Regions from separate parts of the Homo sapiens genome. Here region 1 is linked to region 2. The links are chromatin loops, found by intact Hi-C in ENCODE. Cell type or tissue: mammary epithelial cell. All regions are shown on one strand. Each heading gives the region's core, and the rest is flanking DNA. Links, peaks and the distances in the headings are about the cores only.

Region 1 (8,885 bases), core at 461-8,460, 140 kb after region 2:
ATCTCGGCTCACTGCAACCTTTGCCTCCTGGGTTCAAGCGATTCTCCTGCCTCACCCCCACAAAGTAGCTGGGATTACAGGCACCCCCCACCACACCCGGCTAATTTTTGTATTTTAGTAGAGACAGGGTTTCACCGTGTTGGCCAAGTGGGTCTGGAGCTCCTGACCTCAGGTGATCCGCCCTCCTCACCCTCCCAAAGTGCAGGGATTACAGGCATGAGCTGCCACGCCCGGCCAATTCAGCAAATTTATGTGGGATTCCACCTAGAACTCCAAACCAAGGTGCTCTGAATATGTATTGGTAGTATAAACAGAATCCACAGCCCTATCCTGGATTATAAGCTCGTTAGGGAGGTAGCAAAATACATGACACTGACCTAAGAACACATGAAAAGCAAAGAAACATGAATGCAAAGTCATGTCATATAAGCTGTTTAAATCCTGAGTAAGATGAATTTAATTTGCATCTATCCTACTGACCTATAATCCGTGACTCACTTGTCTCTCTCCTCCAGTAGACATGACTAGGCATGACCCATATAGTACTGAACTTTGTATTCCCAGCACCTTACCAAAGTAGGTGCTGGGAATACAAAGAGGAGACACCCCACAAATGTTAAATAAAACACTTAATGAATGGTTCTAGGTAGGTGGGGTTGATCAAGGAATTATCTTACAAGTGGTATGGGTTTTTTGGTTTTTTCTGAGGTGCAGTCTCACCATGTTGCCCAGGTGATTCTCCTGACTCAGCCTCCCAAGTAGCTGGGATTACAGGCACTAATTTTTGTATTTTAGTAGAGACAGAGTTTCACCATGTTGGCCAGGTGGGTCTCGAGCTCCTGGCCTCAGGTGGTCCACCTGCCTCTGCCTCCCAAAGTGCTGGGATTACAGGTGTGAGCCACCGCGCCCAACCTAGTCTTTTTATAGAACAGTTATCTCTGTAGCCAAACTTACATCATATTATTTAATTTTCCTTGATTCGGGGGAGGGGGGAGGGATAGCATTAGGAGATATACCTAATGCTAAATGACGAGTTAATGGGTGCAGCACACCAACATGGCACATGTATACATATGTAACAAACCTCCATGTTGTGCATATGTACCTTAAAACTTAAAGTATAATAAAATAAAAGATTTACATAAAACATTTTTCCTTGATTCTGTATTAAAGGAAAGATGACATTATTTTCAATGTCTGCAAAATATTTCACTGATGGGCATTTAGAGTGTTTCCATTTCCCGCTATCATAGATACTGCTTTAATGAATATTTTTTGTTTATAAATAGTTTTCTTTTTTTGTGTGTGGATATAGAATCTTGCTTTGTTGCCCAGGCTGGAGTGCAGTGGCACAATCTCGGCTCACTGCAACCTCTGCCTCCCGGATTCAAGCAATTCTCCTGCCTCAGCCTCCCGAGTAGCTGGGACTACAGGCGCACGCCGCCACGCCCAGCCGATTTCTTTTGTTCAGGCTGGTCTTGAACTCCTGAGCTCAGGCAATCCGCCTGCCTCGACCTCCCAAAGTGCTAGGATTATAGGCGTGAGGCACCCCGCCTGACCTATAAATATTTTTCTAAGAACATTTCCTTAGGCTATATTCCTAAACATGGAATTATTGGGAACATTTTTATTTTTCTATTTTTTTTCATCTCTTCAGTATTCAAAACATTCCTAAATTCTGGCCGGGTGCGGTGGCTCACGCCTGTAATCCCAGCACTTTGGGAGGCCGAGGCGGGCAGATCACGAGGTCAGGAGATCAAAGCCATCCTGGCTAACATGGTGAAACCCCAACTCTACTAAAAATACAAAAACAAAATTAGCTGGGCGTGGTGGCGGGCACCTGTAGTCCCAGCTACTTGGGAGGCTAAGGCAGGAGAATGCCATGAACCTGGGAGGTGGAGCTTGCAGCAAGCTGAGATCAGGCCACTGCACTCCAGCCTGGGCGACAGAGCGAGACTCCATCTCAAAAAAAAAAAAAATCTTAAATTTCTATATAAGTTGTCAAACTATTTTTTCCAGTTTAATCAACTTACACTTCTACCAGCAGTATGAGAGCTTTTATCCCACTGCACAGTCACATAGGAAAAATGGTTTATGTAAAGGACCTCTCTTCTGTTATTTAATACCCATGAATTTCTTATATAGTTGTAATCAGCGAACCCATACTACTTTGGGTTCTGCTTATTTCACGGGGAAGGATTCTATATCTATCAATATAGTTCACATTCTAGCCATTTAAAATCATTCTTTAATTCTTCATTGTGTTAACAGATCCCAATAAGCTTGGCGATTTTCTTATTGTCAGGACTCGGGTTTATTTCCAGTTTTTGCTATTAAATTGGCTATTTCTGCATCTTTGCACAGTCTCCCCTACTTTACCAAGAGTGAAACTGCTTGATCAAAGAATAGAAAATGTTTTGTAGCTCGCATTAGACACTGCCAAGTTGTTGGGCAAGGTTTTTAAAAAAGGAATATTGGCTGTACAGAGGTGCAGCTGTGTGGACCATCATTCCTGAGCAGGGTCCAATAGCCTGGCATCTTACCTGGAAGTCAGGACATCTAAACTTCCCTATGGGAACTTGGTAAGCCCCTTCCCCATTTCGAACCTCAATTTTCTTATCTATAAAATGAAGAATTTGGATGGAATGAATTAATCCTTTTCTACCAGAAATCTAGCCATATTTCACCTAGTCTATTCTGTATCACCCTCTCCTGACTCCTACGTGCTCAGAATCTAGCTCAGTGCTTGGGACAGTTATGTTTCCTTTCCCTTTGAAGTGCCCAAATACCAGTGTAATGAGAAATATGGCAGAGCCTGAGAGTTCAGAGCACAGGCCAGGGTCAAATCTCAGCCCTCCACTTACAAGCTGTGTGACAAAATAACCTCCCCCGGGCTCAGTTTCTTCACTGTAAATTAGGTTAATTGTTCCAACCTCATAGGGTTGTTAGGAGAATTAAATGAGTTAAGGTTTGCAAAACGCTAAGAACAGTGCCTGGCACACAGTAAGTGCTTTATAAAGTGTTTGTTGAATAAATAAAATTTTGGACCTAAACTCTGGGTCTCTTCAGGACTGCAACAGCTTTGTAACTGGCAACCCCACTTTTAGGTGCGTTCCCACTCCTCTAAAACCCAGAGATCTAAATGCCAAATCTCTCTGCTTAAAAAGTCTCCCAGGGCTCCTAGGCGCCTCCAGGCTAGAACAGAAATGCCTCAGCTTGAAGACCCAGGCTTTTCAGGTGAAACACCTAAGGGTCAGGAGACGCTAGGATCATCACTCAAGGATCCCAGTGAATTTTTCCAAAATACAATAAAAATAAAAACAAAAAGAGGCAAACAGGGTTATAAAAATTGTGGGGCATTTTAAATGTTTCATTGAACAAATTAAAGCATTAACAGCCCTCCCCCAACCACCACCAAGCCCAAGAGACCGTAAATATGCTGTTCACAAGATAACTGCAACTTTCAAGGGCTCTCAGGCTGCTACTTCGGGCAGCACAATTGGCGGCACGACGTGGCAAGCAGGCAGTAGTTTCCAACCCTGGAGGGTCAGCGTCTGGAGACCCCGGCCAAGGCATCCACAGCCTAAAGATGATGTCCGCGACCGCCCGGGCAGCCTCGTGCACGGAAAAACCTCAACCCCGGCCCCGCCCACCCTTCCTGCGGCCACCCCGCAGCCCTGGCCCCTCAGTCCATTCACTCCTGCAGCGCGGCCCCGCACCCAGGGCCTGCACTAGAACCGCTGTTCCTACCGCGGCGCCCCCTGGGAGCCAACGCCGCGATGCCCGCCTGACGTCAGGAAGTCGAATCCGGCGGCGACGCCTTTAGGGAGCCCGCGAGGGGGCGCGTGTTGGCAGCCCAGCTGTGAGTTGCCCAAGACCCACCGGGGGACGGGATCTCGCTCCCCGCGCCACGAGGCTCGGCCAATGGGAACGCGCGCTGCGAGGCCCGCCGGTCTGCCCTGCGGTGCTGAAAACCCGGCGCGCAGGCGGCTGGCTCTGGGCGCGCGCCAGCAAATCCACTCCTGGAGCCCGCGGACCCCGAGCACGCGCCTGACAGCCCCTGCTGGCCCGGCGCGCGGCGTCGCCAGGCCAGCTATGGCCCCCGACCCGGTGGCCGCCGAGACCGCGGCTCAGGGACCTACCCCGCGCTACTTCACCTGGGACGAGGTGGCCCAGCGCTCAGGGTGCGAGGAGCGGTGGCTAGTGATCGACCGTAAGGTGTACAACATCAGCGAGTTCACCCGCCGGCATCCAGGGGGCTCCCGGGTCATCAGCCACTACGCCGGGCAGGATGCCACGGTGAGCGCAGCCAGGCGGGGGCACAGGAGAGGGCGGGACCGGAGGCTGAGTGCAGGGGAGACAGAGTTACGCACTCCGAGCCAAACACCGACTAATTCGGAGGAAAGCCCGGAGGCGCCTGATCATACCTGTTGCCCGGTGATTGGGTGTCCTGCGGATGCGGGATGAAAAGGCGGGAGAGAGGCCTGGAGAAGTGGAGTCTGGGGAGTGGGGATGGAGGCCAACAACACGCACACACAAACAAAGGGTCCCGCCTCCCTGCCGTGCATTCCATCTGCAGCCCCGAGCCTCAGGTCTCTGGGCGGGGACAGAACCCCGAGCTGGGTAGGCTAGGAGGGAGGAGAGCAAGGATGCAGGCCGCCTGGGGAGGGAGGGGGTCAGTGGCCAGGGGAGGGAGTCACATCCTGTCTCGATGGCTAGGAGAGGCAGCGCAGCCGCGTCTGGACCTAGGTGCCGGTCTCCACTCGCCAGCAGGAGCGGAGAGGGAGCAGGAAAGGAGCCCATTCTCGAGGATGGGGCTGAAACGGGAAGCTTGGGGAGACCGCTGCCTTGGGGACCCCTGCGTCGTGTGAAGACTGGAGGACGCGGAAGGGACAGCGCTGGCCGGGGAGGGCAAGCGGCCGCTGGCGTACATAAGGGATTGGGAATGGCATACACTTAGCGAGGACCCCCAGAGCTGTTCTCGAATCGCCGGGGAGGCCACTGAGCCGCAGGCCAGCGAGGTCTTCAGCTATTCCGCGGAGCGGACCGCTGTTTACGCTCTGGGGCGGTAGGCCCTTCGCGGGGTCCTGTCCCTTCTTCCCTTGGTCTCACTGCGGGGTCGGCGCGCGCCCCAGCCCCAGGCCTGCTGCTTCCCTTTCTAGACCACAGCCCTCAGAGCTAAGGCCCCGGCGCCTCTCTGCTGGGTTGGAGTCCTGGGGACTCAGTCCTAGGGACTCGAAAGTCGGGGCGTTCCCTTCACCGCGTTTCCCCCTTGGCGGCCAGAATGGCGTCCCCTCCCCTTGCATCCCCCTCTGATCCCGTGCCCTGCAGCGTGATGCCCTCCACTGTCCCTATCCACTACCCTGGCGTCCCAGAGTGTGCCGCGGGTCACCAGGTTCCCATAACGTCGCAGCAGAGCTTAGACGCTGCGGGGCGAAGACCCGCCCCACCCTCTGACGCGACCAGCCTAGTGGGCGAGGCCAGAGCTTGCGCGGGTCAACCAGAGTGACCACTCGGGAGCCCTGACTGCGGCCAAGGGCGCAGGCGTGTCCCGGCGCATGCGCAGACGAAACAGGCACCAACGCTGGAGCTTCCCGCAGTGTGATTTGGGGCCGGGAATGCCGCGGCGGGGACGGCGATTGGTCCGTATGTGTGGTGCCACCGGCCGCCGGCTCCGCCCCGGCCCCCGCCCCACACGCCGCATCACTTACAGGGCCCGGGGCTGCCGGACCTGCCAACGTGAATCTTATCGCCATGGACCTTACCTTGCACAACCCAAAGTAGCTGCCTTGGGGCAGGGGGTGGCCAGAGTGCTTAGGGAAATGTGGAGCCCTACCCAGAACAACGGTGGAGGGAAAGGGAAGAAACGCAGAAGTGCCCCAGTTCGGACGTAGGGAAGTCTTCCTCTTCGTGGTTTTTGGAGAACCCTAGCTAAGAGAGGAAAGGGACTTATTGAAAGACCCGCAAGAAGGGACGGAAGTCTCATAGCCCTGAGAGGTGAAGCCAGCTGGAGTTGATGGGTCGAATGGGGACCTAGAGAACTTTTCTGTATCTAGAGGTTTGTAAAATGCACCAATCAGTGCTCTGTAAAAACGCACCAATTGGCGCTCTGTAGCTAGCTAGAGGTTTGTAAAATGAGCCAATCAGCAGGACGTGGGCAGGGACAACTAAGACAATAAAAGCTGGCCACCCCAGCCAGCTGCTGCAACCCGCTCCAGTTCCCTTACAGGCTGTGGAAGCATTGTTCTTTTGCTCGTCACACTAAACCTTGCTGCTGCTCATTCTTTGGGTCTGCAAAGAGTGTTATTCCTTTAAGAGCTATAACAGCGGGAAGGTCCACGGCTCCATTCTTGAAGTCAGTGAGACCATACCCGCCGGAAGGAACCAACGCCCGACACAGCCCCACCCATCTCTCCTGTTTCTCACCTATACTGAAATTCTTGGGCAAAAGCTGTCTGTGGACACACCCAGGGGAAAGGCCAGCCCAGGCAGGTGTTTCTTAGTGGTTCCCCTCAGCCAATGCTTCCCATTCCTTGATGCATCCTTCTAACTAGAGCAGATACTCGGTGATCTTAAACTGTGGACACCTGGGAGCACCCTCAAAAGGCAGCTGGGCCTAGGGAGATGGCCTGTGCTTCTGTGTCAGGAGTTGGTTCCTTCAGGTGGGCTCGTGGTCTCGCTGACGTCAAGAATGAAGCCATGAACCTTCGCGGTGAGTGTTACAGCTCTTACAGGTGGCGTGGACCCAAAGAGTGAGCAGCAGCAAGATTTATTGTGAAGAGCAAAGAACAAAGCTTCCACAGCGTGGAAGGGTACCCGAGCAGGTTGCCGCTGCTGGACGTTGGGGGGTGTGAGGGGGAGCAGCCTTTTTTTTTTTTTTTTTTTTTGAGACGGAGTCTCCCTGTCGCCCAGGCTGGAGTGCAGTGGCGCGATCTCGGCTCACTGCAGGCTCCGCCCTCCCCCGGGGTTCACGCCATTCTCCTGCCTCAGCCTCCCGAGTAGCTGGGACTACAGGCGCCCGCTACCTCGCCCGGCTAATTTTTTGTATTTTTAGTAGAGACGGGGTTTCACTGTGTTAGCCAGGATGGTCTCGATCTCCTGACCTCGTGATCCACCCGCCTTGGCCTCCCAAAGTGCTGGGATTACAGGCGTGAGCCACCGCGCCCGGCCGGGAGCAGCTTTTATTCCCTTATTTGTCCCTGCCCATGTCCTGCTGATTTGTCCATTTTATAGAGCACTGATTGGTCCATTTTACAGGGTGCTGATTGGTCCATTTTACCTCTAGCTAGCTAAAGAGCACGGATTGGTGCATTTTACAAACCTCTAGCTACAGAAAAGTTCTCCAAGTCTGCACTCGACCCAGGAAGTCCATCTGGCTTCACCTCTCACTTCAACTTGGGTACAGCCTTCTGGCGGGCAGGAGGATGGCCTTTGGTGCGAACACTGCCGGAGTCCAGGGGGCTGGCTCCCTCACCTTTCATCTTCTCCCGGCACTTGCAGGATCCCTTTGTGGCCTTCCACATCAACAAGGGCCTTGTGAAGAAGTATATGAACTCTCTCCTGATTGGAGAACTGTCTCCAGAGCAGCCCAGCTTTGAGCCCACCAAGAATGTAAGACCCTGTGTTTGCTATGTCGCAACTATTGGTTGTTGAGGGGGACAGAGAGGGGGTGGAAGGAGAGTCTAGATGGGATCACAGTCATAGTAATCACAGTCAGTAGTAGCTCTGGGGAGTCTTGAGGTCCCTGCTTCTCTTGCATAGTCATGAGGTCACAGGCCCAAGGGAGCATGGCTTTGCAACCTATGGCTCCCCCAAGGCTGCCACTACCATGGCTGCCATCATTGTTATCATCATTGTTATCATATGAGCACTTACTATGCACCAAGCATAAACTCATAACTCTTACACATTTACAGATGAGATAACAGGCTCAGGGAGGTTAAGCAACACAGCCAAGGATCACACAGTTAGTAAATGGCAGAGCAAGGACTTAGTCCCCTGAACTCTTAGGCACTATCCCATGGCACCTCCTCCTGTCATCCTCATTGTCGTGGTATCTTTGCCTAGGACTGTGGACTTCCCACAGCTACCTCAGTGGGAGGTCCTTGAGCCTGAGAGGGCCCTTGTCTCCAGTAGCATTGGGGTGCAGATGAGAAGAATAACAGCTCCTCTTCCTCTTCTGCAGAAAGAGCTGACAGATGAGTTCCGGGAGCTGCGGGCCACAGTGGAGCGGATGGGGCTCATGAAGGCCAACCATGTCTTCTTCCTGCTGTACCTGCTGCACATCTTGCTGCTGGATGGTGCAGCCTGGCTCACCCTTTGGGTCTTTGGGACGTCCTTTTTGCCCTTCCTCCTCTGTGCGGTGCTGCTCAGTGCAGTTCAGGTGAGAGCCTTTGGCTTGTCAAGTGCACAGCAATGCTCAGCATCCCTGGGGAAAGCTCCTTGGGTGTTTGAGGAAGGCCAAGAGTGCCTGCCCTCCAAGCAGGGCAGATCTGAAGGTATGCAGGAGTGAGTGCAGGAACATGCATTCTGCTGTCTTGACCTGTCTGCTCTTTAGCCACATGGACATCTTCATTTCTCTCACTGCCTTTTTAGCTGCTTCTCCAAGGGTTCTCTTCTTCCTATGCGGTTTGTTCTCTGCCACAGCCCACCTGTGCCAGGAGCCAAGTTTCTGGTTTCTTAGCAAAGCTTGGCTCCCTCCCCACCACTGACATTGCCCAATATGTTAATAATGATTGAGCGCTAATTCTTGACTGTCAGGACCCATTTGGCAAGCCTTCTGCTCATGTTTCAGTCCTTTCTGTATTCTAGATGTCAGTCCATCATAAGTCATGAGCTTCAGGCCAGGTGTGGTGACTCATGTCTGTAATCCTAGCACTTTGGGA
Region 2 (8,000 bases), core at 1-8,000:
GTGTAGTGTGTATGTTGGTTGGTGATTGTTCCAAAGGTTCTTTGAGGTGATTTTCGGGGATCTCTGGCATATCCGTCAGGTTAAACTCCACAGTTTTCCTCCTCACTTGAGATACTTCTGGGTGCTCCATCAAGGCCCCATCGCTCTCTGAGAGCAATTCAAAACTTTTCTTGGCCCCAGAACTCACAGTCTTTAAGCTTTTGTCTTTGGTGTCTATGCCTGTGACACTGTGAAGCTTTGACGGCGCTGATGGTTCTAGGGGGAAGAACATGGGAGTGGGGCTGAGGGGCGTCTGTGGGGCACTGTAGTAGCCTGGCCTCTGATACAGTGGGGCAGACTTGAAGGCGTCCACAGCCTTAAGCTTCCAGGCCTTGTTGTCTTCCTGGCCCCTAACGTTCTGTTTGGCTGCCTTGTGGTTTTTGGGCAGGCCCTCGTGGAGAAGGGATTCCCTCTTGGGCCACAGTAGTTTGGTCCTTGAGTTTGCCCTGGGAGGATGGTGATCATGGGACTGCAGGCCTAGGAAGCGGCCAATGATGCCAGCGTGAGCATCCTCCTCGTCCTCCTGATTGGGCTGGAACTCCATCTCCTCTTTGTTCAGGCTGGAAAGAAACAGGAGATGCAGGGCTGAGCCAGTGGACAAAGGACCAACACCTGGCCTTACTTCTCCCTTACCCCCGCTCCTCTCTCTCAGTTGGCCCAAGCCAAGGCCACACCGTCTTCCTCACCATGCCCCAGCTCTCACCTCTCTCCTGATCTGTCCTGTACCTCCCGGTGATCCCTCCAGGCCCAGCTCACCTCACTGTTTGTTGATTCCCTCTTGACCAGAGTTAACATCCAACCCCCGCAACCACCCCGCCTGGCGTGTAAAGGCCTCCTCATCATTCACTTCCCCTGTAAAACCCCTCACTCCAGGCAGTCAGAAACACTGGTGCCCTGGCATGAGTGGTTCAGATGAGGCCCATGAGTGACTCTGGGCAATGCCAGGAATTTGTGGTTCCAACTGGGAGTGACATCCACAAAGAGAAATTTGACTTCCTAGCAACAGGCATCCCGGGAGCCCCAGACCTTTACCCTGCAAGGGAAAGCTTATCTACCAGAGAGTATGGCCTGCCCTTGCCCAAGTTCAGATTCTTCCCATGTTCCATGGCTCAGCTCCAGACCCAGCTGGAAGCCGCCTCCCAGGCAGACAAAGATGACTGTGTTCCATGTTCTGTCCCTTTTCTGGACATCCAGTACTTTGTACCTTGTATCCAGAGTTTGAGGCTTGGGTTTGAGCTCCCTCCATAAATTGTGCATTCCTTGGAGACAAGGTCTATGCTTTATCGTTCTGTTTTCAGCCCTCCCCACCCCTCAACAACCTTCAGCTGCTGGGGTACAGACCATGTAGGGCTCAAAGTCATCCTCCAGAAATGTTTCTGACCTAAGCAAGCCTCCAGCCTTCATTTGATCACCTTCCCAACCCTTCCTCACACTATCTATAGACTGTAGTTAAACTCGATTGCAGTCTAGTAGGATATTTGGTTCTTAAAAGAACAAGCAGCCAGGCACAGTGGCTCACACATGTAATCCCAGCACTTTGGGAGGCTGAGGAGGGTGGATCACCTGAGGTCAGGAGTTCGAGACCAGCCTGGCCAACATGGTGAAACTGTCTCTACTAAAAATACAAAAATTAGCCGGGCTTGGTGGCTGGCACCTATAATCCCAGCTACTCAGGAGGCTGAGGCAGGAGAATTGCTTGAATCTGGGAGGCGGAGGTTGCAGTGAGCCGAGATTATGCCACTGCACTCCAGCTCTGGGCAACAAGAGTGAAACTCCGTTTAAAAAAAAAAAAAGAAAAGAACAAGCGAGAACAGCACTGGATACCGTGGAAGAAACCCTTGAGTATGAACCCTGACATGTGCCCAACACTCTCCAAGGCACTTTCAACTCTGTTGTCCTGGGGAGAAAGGACCAGCTGGGATAGCCCTTCAGCCCACTGCAGCTCAAGAGGGATTCAGATGGAATCAGGGAAGTGGGACCATGTGGGGATAAGTCTGGCTGCTGTGGGTGGCCTGAGCCCTTTACTCGGTAGGACAAAGTCAATTCAGGAGGTACCTGTGATGGCCTGGCTGCCTGCTGGGACTTTGCTGCCCCTCCCCCATCCCAGGGAACCCCACTTCCACTTCCCATCCAAGCATCGTAGCTTATCAGAAAACATAGTTTTGACACCTATAATTCCAGCATTTTGGGAGGCCAAAGCGGGCAGATTACTGGTCAGGAGTTGGAGACCAGCCTGGCCAACATGGTGAAACCTCATCTCTACTAAAAGTACAAAAATTAGCCAGTTGTGGTTGTGGGCACCTGTAATCCCAGCTACTGGGGAGGCTGAAGCAGGAGAATCACTTGAACCCAGGAGGCGGAGGTTGCAGTGAGCCAAGATCACGCCACTGCGCTCCAACCTGGGCGACAGAGCGAGATACTGTCTCAAAAAGAAAAGAAAACATAGTTCTGGATGACAAGAGCCAGGTCCTAACGTTCCACTGCATCACTGATCACAGGCTGTCCTTCGAGTAGCAAATGCACCATTTGGTAGCTATGTGGCCTTGGACAACTTACTCTCTCTGAACCTGTACTTTAATTATCTGAAAACTTGGGATAACAAACCAGAATTATTGGGAGGAAAAAAATAGTTAATGTTTATAAAGAGCATAGTACAGTGCCTGACACTTACTGAAGCAACCTGTATGCATTAACTAGTGCTATTCTAAGTTCCTAGGCAGACCCCTGCACTAGGAGGGGCTTCCCACCCAGCCCCCTGGCTCTGGCCACACCTGATGTTGAAGGTGGAGCCCATAAAGGAGGCTCGACGGAACTGGGCGGAAGCAGCTGTGTAGGGGGGCTGTGGCTCGGGCTTATTCCAGTACATGTCCGGCTCCATCCGAGGCAGGTCCTGGTGCATCTCATCCACAGCCAACAGGGACACCTGGTCACCAGGGACAGAAGAAGTCCCACAGAAAGATCATCCCAGGCAGGACCTTGTATGTGCCTGATGACTTGGAGGAATCTCTCCCTCTCTCTGGACCTCAGTTTCCCTGCCTGTGAAATGGGGAGATGGGTGCCTGCCTGCAGCCTCAAAGATTGAGGTGAGAATCCTGTGAGTGAATGACTGGCTGCAGGAGGGAGGAGGGGAAGGGTTGATCATTCACTGTGAGGCCTCCCTACAGAACAGTGGGGTCCTCTCTTTGGGTCCACTTTGGGGAAGGTCCATGGTATGGTTTCTCTCCCTCTCCCCATACCTGCAAATTCCTGTCGACAATCCAGTTGGTCTCAAAATCATCATCATCCTCTCCAAAGGGGTTGATGAGCTGCTCTGCCACCTTGGGGACAGGTGAGGCTCTGTAAACCCTCAGGCAGAACTCCTCAAAGCCAGCTTCCCCCTTTAAACCTCAGCTGCTGCTATTTCCACACCCCATGACGCCCTTCCTGCCTGACCACTGTCTTCAAAGGCAGAGTTTAGGGCTCCAGCCCCCCACACTTGTGGGCACCCACACACTTCTGGACACAGCCCCTCTAACTCTTCTGAGCCAGTCCTTCCCTGAACACCCACAGCTGTCCCTGAGTGTATCACTCGGCTGAGTCACTGCCTTTATCTCACCTCATGTATCTTACCTGGAGTTGCATAATTTTATTCATTCATGCAACAGAGATATATACTGAAGCTGGGCTGAACTAAAGGGCAGTCTAGGTGGGCAGATTCCTGGATAGCAACCTCTAAAATGCCCTAACAAAGCCCCGAAGAGGTGACACGCGTCTGCCTTAGGGGTCCAGGGGACATCTTGCAGGCCACTGGGGCACCCCGGAGAATTTCAAGCATAAAAGTGTGATTTGTTTTGATCTGCAGAAACCAAAGATAACTGGGGGGGCAGGGGGAATTTAGAGGAATAGGAATGCGTGTGTGTGTGTGTGTATGTGTGTGTGTGTGTGTGTGTGTGTGTGTGTGTCACAGTGACAGGAAGGGCAGAGACAGAGACTTACACCCCCATTACCAAAAAATAAAGGAAGGTAGGAAGGGAGAGAGAGTGGGTGGGCAACAGAAGGAAGGAAAGATAAAGAGGTGGAGAGAAAACTGTGTGATTCAGAACATCTGTTCGGAGTATTGGCTGTGGTGGGAGGGAATACCTGGACAAGCCACTTGAGGTGAGGAACAAGACAGCCCAACAGGCATCTTGAATAAGGAGAGGTGGTGCCGATCTGCCTTCTAAAGGGCAGGGGCTTCTGAACCTTAGGGCTTTGTTTTGTTGTTGTTGTTGTTTTTGAGATAGAGTTTCATTCTTTTGCCCAGGCTGGAGTGCAGTGGCACGATCTCAACTCACCACAACCTCCGCCTCCCGGGTTCAAGCGATTCTCCTGCCTCAGCCTCCCGAGTAGCTGGGATTACAGGTGTGCGCCACCACGCCTGGCTGCTTTCTACCCGTGAGACCTTCCTTTCCTGACACTGCATCCTCGTCTCAGGCAGCTGCTGGCCATGACCCCTCTGGCCATGCCTCCAGCCCAGCAGGGCCCTGGAGAGGCCCACCTTCAGCCAGCCAACATAGAAGAAGAACTGCAGGAACGTGAAGACGGGCACAACGAGGTCCAGCTCATGGCCAGGGTAGGCCTTGGCTGGGTTCAGAAACTGCCGCCCAACTAGACAAGTCAGGAAGAAGCTGTACACCGCCACAGTCACCACCTGGGAGGAGGAGGAGGATGTGGTAGCAAAGGGCTAGGTGGGAACCCTGAAATCAGGATGCTCCAGGGGCTGGGAGTCTGAGACAGGAGACCAAGGCCTTGTTCTGACTTGCACACTTATGTGACTTAGGGGCTCTGTTAACCCCTTTGTTTGTTTGTTTGTTTGTTTGTTTGAGACAGAGTCTTGCTGTGTCGCCCAGGCTGGAGTGCAGTGGCATGATCTCAGCTCACTGCAACCTCCACCTCCCGGGTTCAAGCGATTCTCCTGCCTCAGCCTCCCAAGTAGCTGGGATTACAGGCGTGCACCACCACACAGCTAATTCTGTATTTTCAGTAGAGATGGGGTTTCACCATGTTGGCCAGGCTGGTCTCGAACTCCTGACCTCAGGTGATCCACCTGCCTCAGCTTCCCAAAGTGCTGGGATTACAGGCATGAGCCACTGCACCCGGCCAACCTCTCTTTAATATGGGGATAATCACATTGCCTCTACTGGACTGGGCCAGGCAGGAGCCTGGACTCTTAGAACTTGGCACTTCAAAGTCCAGACCCAACTTCAAAGTGTGGACCCAACTCCCAGGGGAGCCACTTAGCCTCTAGGTGAGCCCTTCCCACCCCAGCTGCTTCCTTGGTCCTTCTAGCCTCAGTTTCCCAAAAGGGCAGCCTCACCAGCCTAGTCCTCACCTGTGTATACACCAGTGGGATACTAATCCAGTCGTAGGCATACAGGTGTCCACACTGAGTACGCAAGGTGTTCATCTCCTGGGGGGCAGAAGAGGGGGATGGGGTTCTGAACACCACCTGCCCCCACCCTGGGCTCGCCCCCACCTCTTCTCCAGGTACCAGGGCCTGGTACCTATGGTCCATTCCTGGCTGTGTGGCCATGGGAAGCTCACTAAACCTCTTTGTGTCTCAGCTTCCTCATCTATCAAAAGGGAACCAGGACCTCACAGACTTGGAGAAGAGGGAGGGGCCTCTGAGAAGGGACCACCTCGGGCTGTGGATTGCTGTTGGAAAAGATTCTGCAACCCCACCTCAGGCTCTCGGAAGACCCTCAGGGGCCCAAGGCTTCTCTTTGTAGGAAACCTTGTTTCCTGTGGACCACAGCCCTTCCCACTCTGCGGCAGCCCTGTCTGTACAGTGGGCTCACGTTCAGCAGGCTCTGGAGCAGGATAGGGTCCCGGATTCGACCTCCAAGCCACGCCTTCATTGACAGGTTGGCAAACCACACCCAGGGCACCCAGAACATGTTGTGTGGTAGGCTCAGTTTCTCCAACTGCTTGTGTTCTGCCGGAGTCATAAAGCCTGCAGAGTGGAGTGAAGAAGGCGGTGGGTGGGAGAACCTGCAGAAGGGATGGCCGGCACCTGCTGACCTATAGGAACCTCAGCACTCCTTTGCCATCCTCTTTCTTTCAACAACAAAAAAATTTCTGAGCACCTACTAGGTGCTGTTCTGGGCTGAGCATGTGGGCAGGGTATTTATTTATTTCCAGAGAAAGGGTCTGGCTCTGTCACCGAGGTTGGAGTGCAGCGGTGCGATCTTAGCGCACTGCAGCCTGGAACTGCTGGGCTCAAGTGATCCTCCTGCCTCAGCCTCCCGATACTCAGCCTCAGACTGCAGGCACACGCCACCATGCCCTGCTAATTTTTAATGTTTTTGTAGAGATGGGGGTCTCGCTATGTTGCTCAGGGGCGTCTCAAACAGCTGGGCTCAAGCGATCTTCCCACCTTTGCCTCCTAAAGCACTGGGATTACAGGCGACAGCCACCACGCCTAGCCTGGGTCTGTCTTATTAACCAGGACCAGGTCAGGCCAGGCTGAGGGGGTGTCAGAGACCAATGTCCCATACCTCCAGAGTGGAAACCGGAGATCAAGAGGGGCAAGGGCAGAGGGAAGTAGACCCTAGTACCTCACCAGTTCCCAAGCCGTCACCCTTCTTTCCATTATCCCTCAAGGGTCCTTAGCCCTGCCTCAGACTCCTACTCTCGGAGGGTGGGCTCCTGGCCTCGCCCCACCTTCAGACACCCGACTCTGTCCCGCCCAATTGGACCCCCAAATCTTGACTACACCCCACTCCTGGCTCCACCCAATCCCCCGAGTCCGGGGGACTTTGGCTCCACCCATCTTCCATTCCTGCCGCGCCCATCTCGGCCCCTGGCTCTGCCCGGTGCCTCCCCGTTGCTCCCGGTCCGCCCACCTGCTTGCACCAGGTGCTGGGCGCTGGGGAAGCGCTTGTAGACTGCGGTGCTGACGCTGCGCAGGATGAGCACGTTGCCCAGGTTGGCGTAGCGGATGAGCGTGCGCCGCAGCAGCCGGCCTTGCTCGTCCTTGCCTTCGACGAAGCCCGACACCAGGCTCATGAGGCGGTCGGGCCACGGCAGGTTCTCGTACTGGTTCCACCAGCGGGTCACGACCAGCGTCACGTAGAAGCCTGGGCAGGAGGGGCGGGGGGCGAGGGGCGAGGGGCCAGGCTGCGGCCAGAGCCCAGGGCCCAGCGCCCGGCGATGCCTCGGCTCCTCCAGCTTTCTGCTGCGAGCGGGCCTAGCCCCCAGCCCTCCTGGAAGGCGCTCGGGAGCGAGAGGCAGGCAGAGCCTCGCATGGAGGCGCGAGAGCCCCAAGGGTTCTGTCACCCGGGGGTCCCCCTGCTGGTCCCAGAAATCCGCCAGACCCCCTCCCCTCCCGCGCAGGGGCTCCAGGGACCATGATGTCAGCGCTTCCCTCAGAAAATGGGGTTTTCATTGCTAACGGCAGGACGTCTTACCTAACGTCTAACTTCAGTTTCACTGGCTGCAGTCCGCACCTTTCCCTACAGAGAGGCGCCGACCTGCCGCTGGCGTTCCCCCGCCCCCTCCCCAGCCCCTTGCCGCAGCTCCTCGTGATCCTCCCCTGGCCTGTCTGGAGCCTGGGCGGCCACAGGGACCCGGAACAGCCAGAAGGGGGAACTCACCCAGCACGAAGGAAATGGGGATGAGCTGGATGTAGCTGTCGCAATACAGAGTCAGTTTCTCAAACATCAGCTGTTGTTCTTCCGTGAGGGCCAGCCTGGGGGTGGGGGTGGGGGTGGAATTGTGTGGACGCAGCGAGGAGATGGCTGAGACTGTCCCCAGGTCTAGCCCGGCCCTGGGTAGGAGTGGGACTGCCTCGATGCTATCCCACATTTTCCCCAGCCCAGGGCCCCTCCTGAGGCCTGAGCCAGGTCCATGATGCTCCTTGTACAGCCCCAAACCCGGACAGGAGGAGGCCCCCTCCAGTGGTTTCTTGTGGGGAGAATCCTCACACTGGCCACTGGGAGATG

Evidence for each region. A loop is a pair of places that touch in the nucleus more often than their neighbours do. Peaks named below come from ENCODE experiments on the same cell type or tissue, not always from the same donor. Only the 100,000 strongest peaks of a DNase experiment are listed, where the experiment ranks them.
Region 1: a loop joins it to region 2, with 2.0 times the contacts of the local background. A loop is called at or near these places in 24 of 110 quality-filtered maps.

What each region holds. Positions count from the first base shown.
Region 1 is chr11:61,811,969-61,820,853 of GRCh38, reverse strand. FADS1 (fatty acid desaturase 1) reads left to right here and starts at 3,851. Exons shown (of 12, transcript NM_013402.7): 1 at 3,851-4,299; 2 at 7,501-7,611; 3 at 8,186-8,383. The coding sequence starts at 3,925. MIR1908 (microRNA 1908) reads left to right here and starts at 5,614; the gene lies at 5,614-5,693. LOC124902680 (a long non-coding RNA gene) reads right to left here and starts at 2,834. Exons shown (of 2, transcript XR_007062696.1): 1 at 1-2,834. It also overlaps a transcript of FADS2 not described here. RefSeq lists silencers at 3,490-3,589, 3,930-4,129, 5,650-5,769 and an enhancer at 4,650-5,547. In mammary epithelial cell, for the core only: a CTCF peak has its summit at 3,822 (motif pointing right); DNase peaks (open chromatin) are centred at 523, 3,863, 4,423 and 5,563; H3K4me3 peaks cover 2,556 bases; H3K27ac peaks cover 3,198 bases.
Region 2 is chr11:61,954,854-61,962,853 of GRCh38, reverse strand. It overlaps BEST1 (bestrophin 1), which reads right to left. Exons shown (of 11, transcript NM_004183.4): 3 at 7,653-7,747; 4 at 6,903-7,136; 5 at 5,856-6,010; 6 at 5,390-5,467; 7 at 4,556-4,708; 8 at 3,276-3,356; 9 at 2,811-2,962; 10 at 1-599. LOC107984334 (a long non-coding RNA gene) reads left to right here and starts at 2,962. Exons shown (of 2, transcript XR_001748245.2): 1 at 2,962-3,122; 2 at 4,322-8,000. In mammary epithelial cell, for the core only: CTCF peaks have their summits at 3,362 (motif pointing left) and 7,643 (motif pointing right); a DNase peak (open chromatin) is centred at 3,623; H3K4me3 peaks cover 692 bases.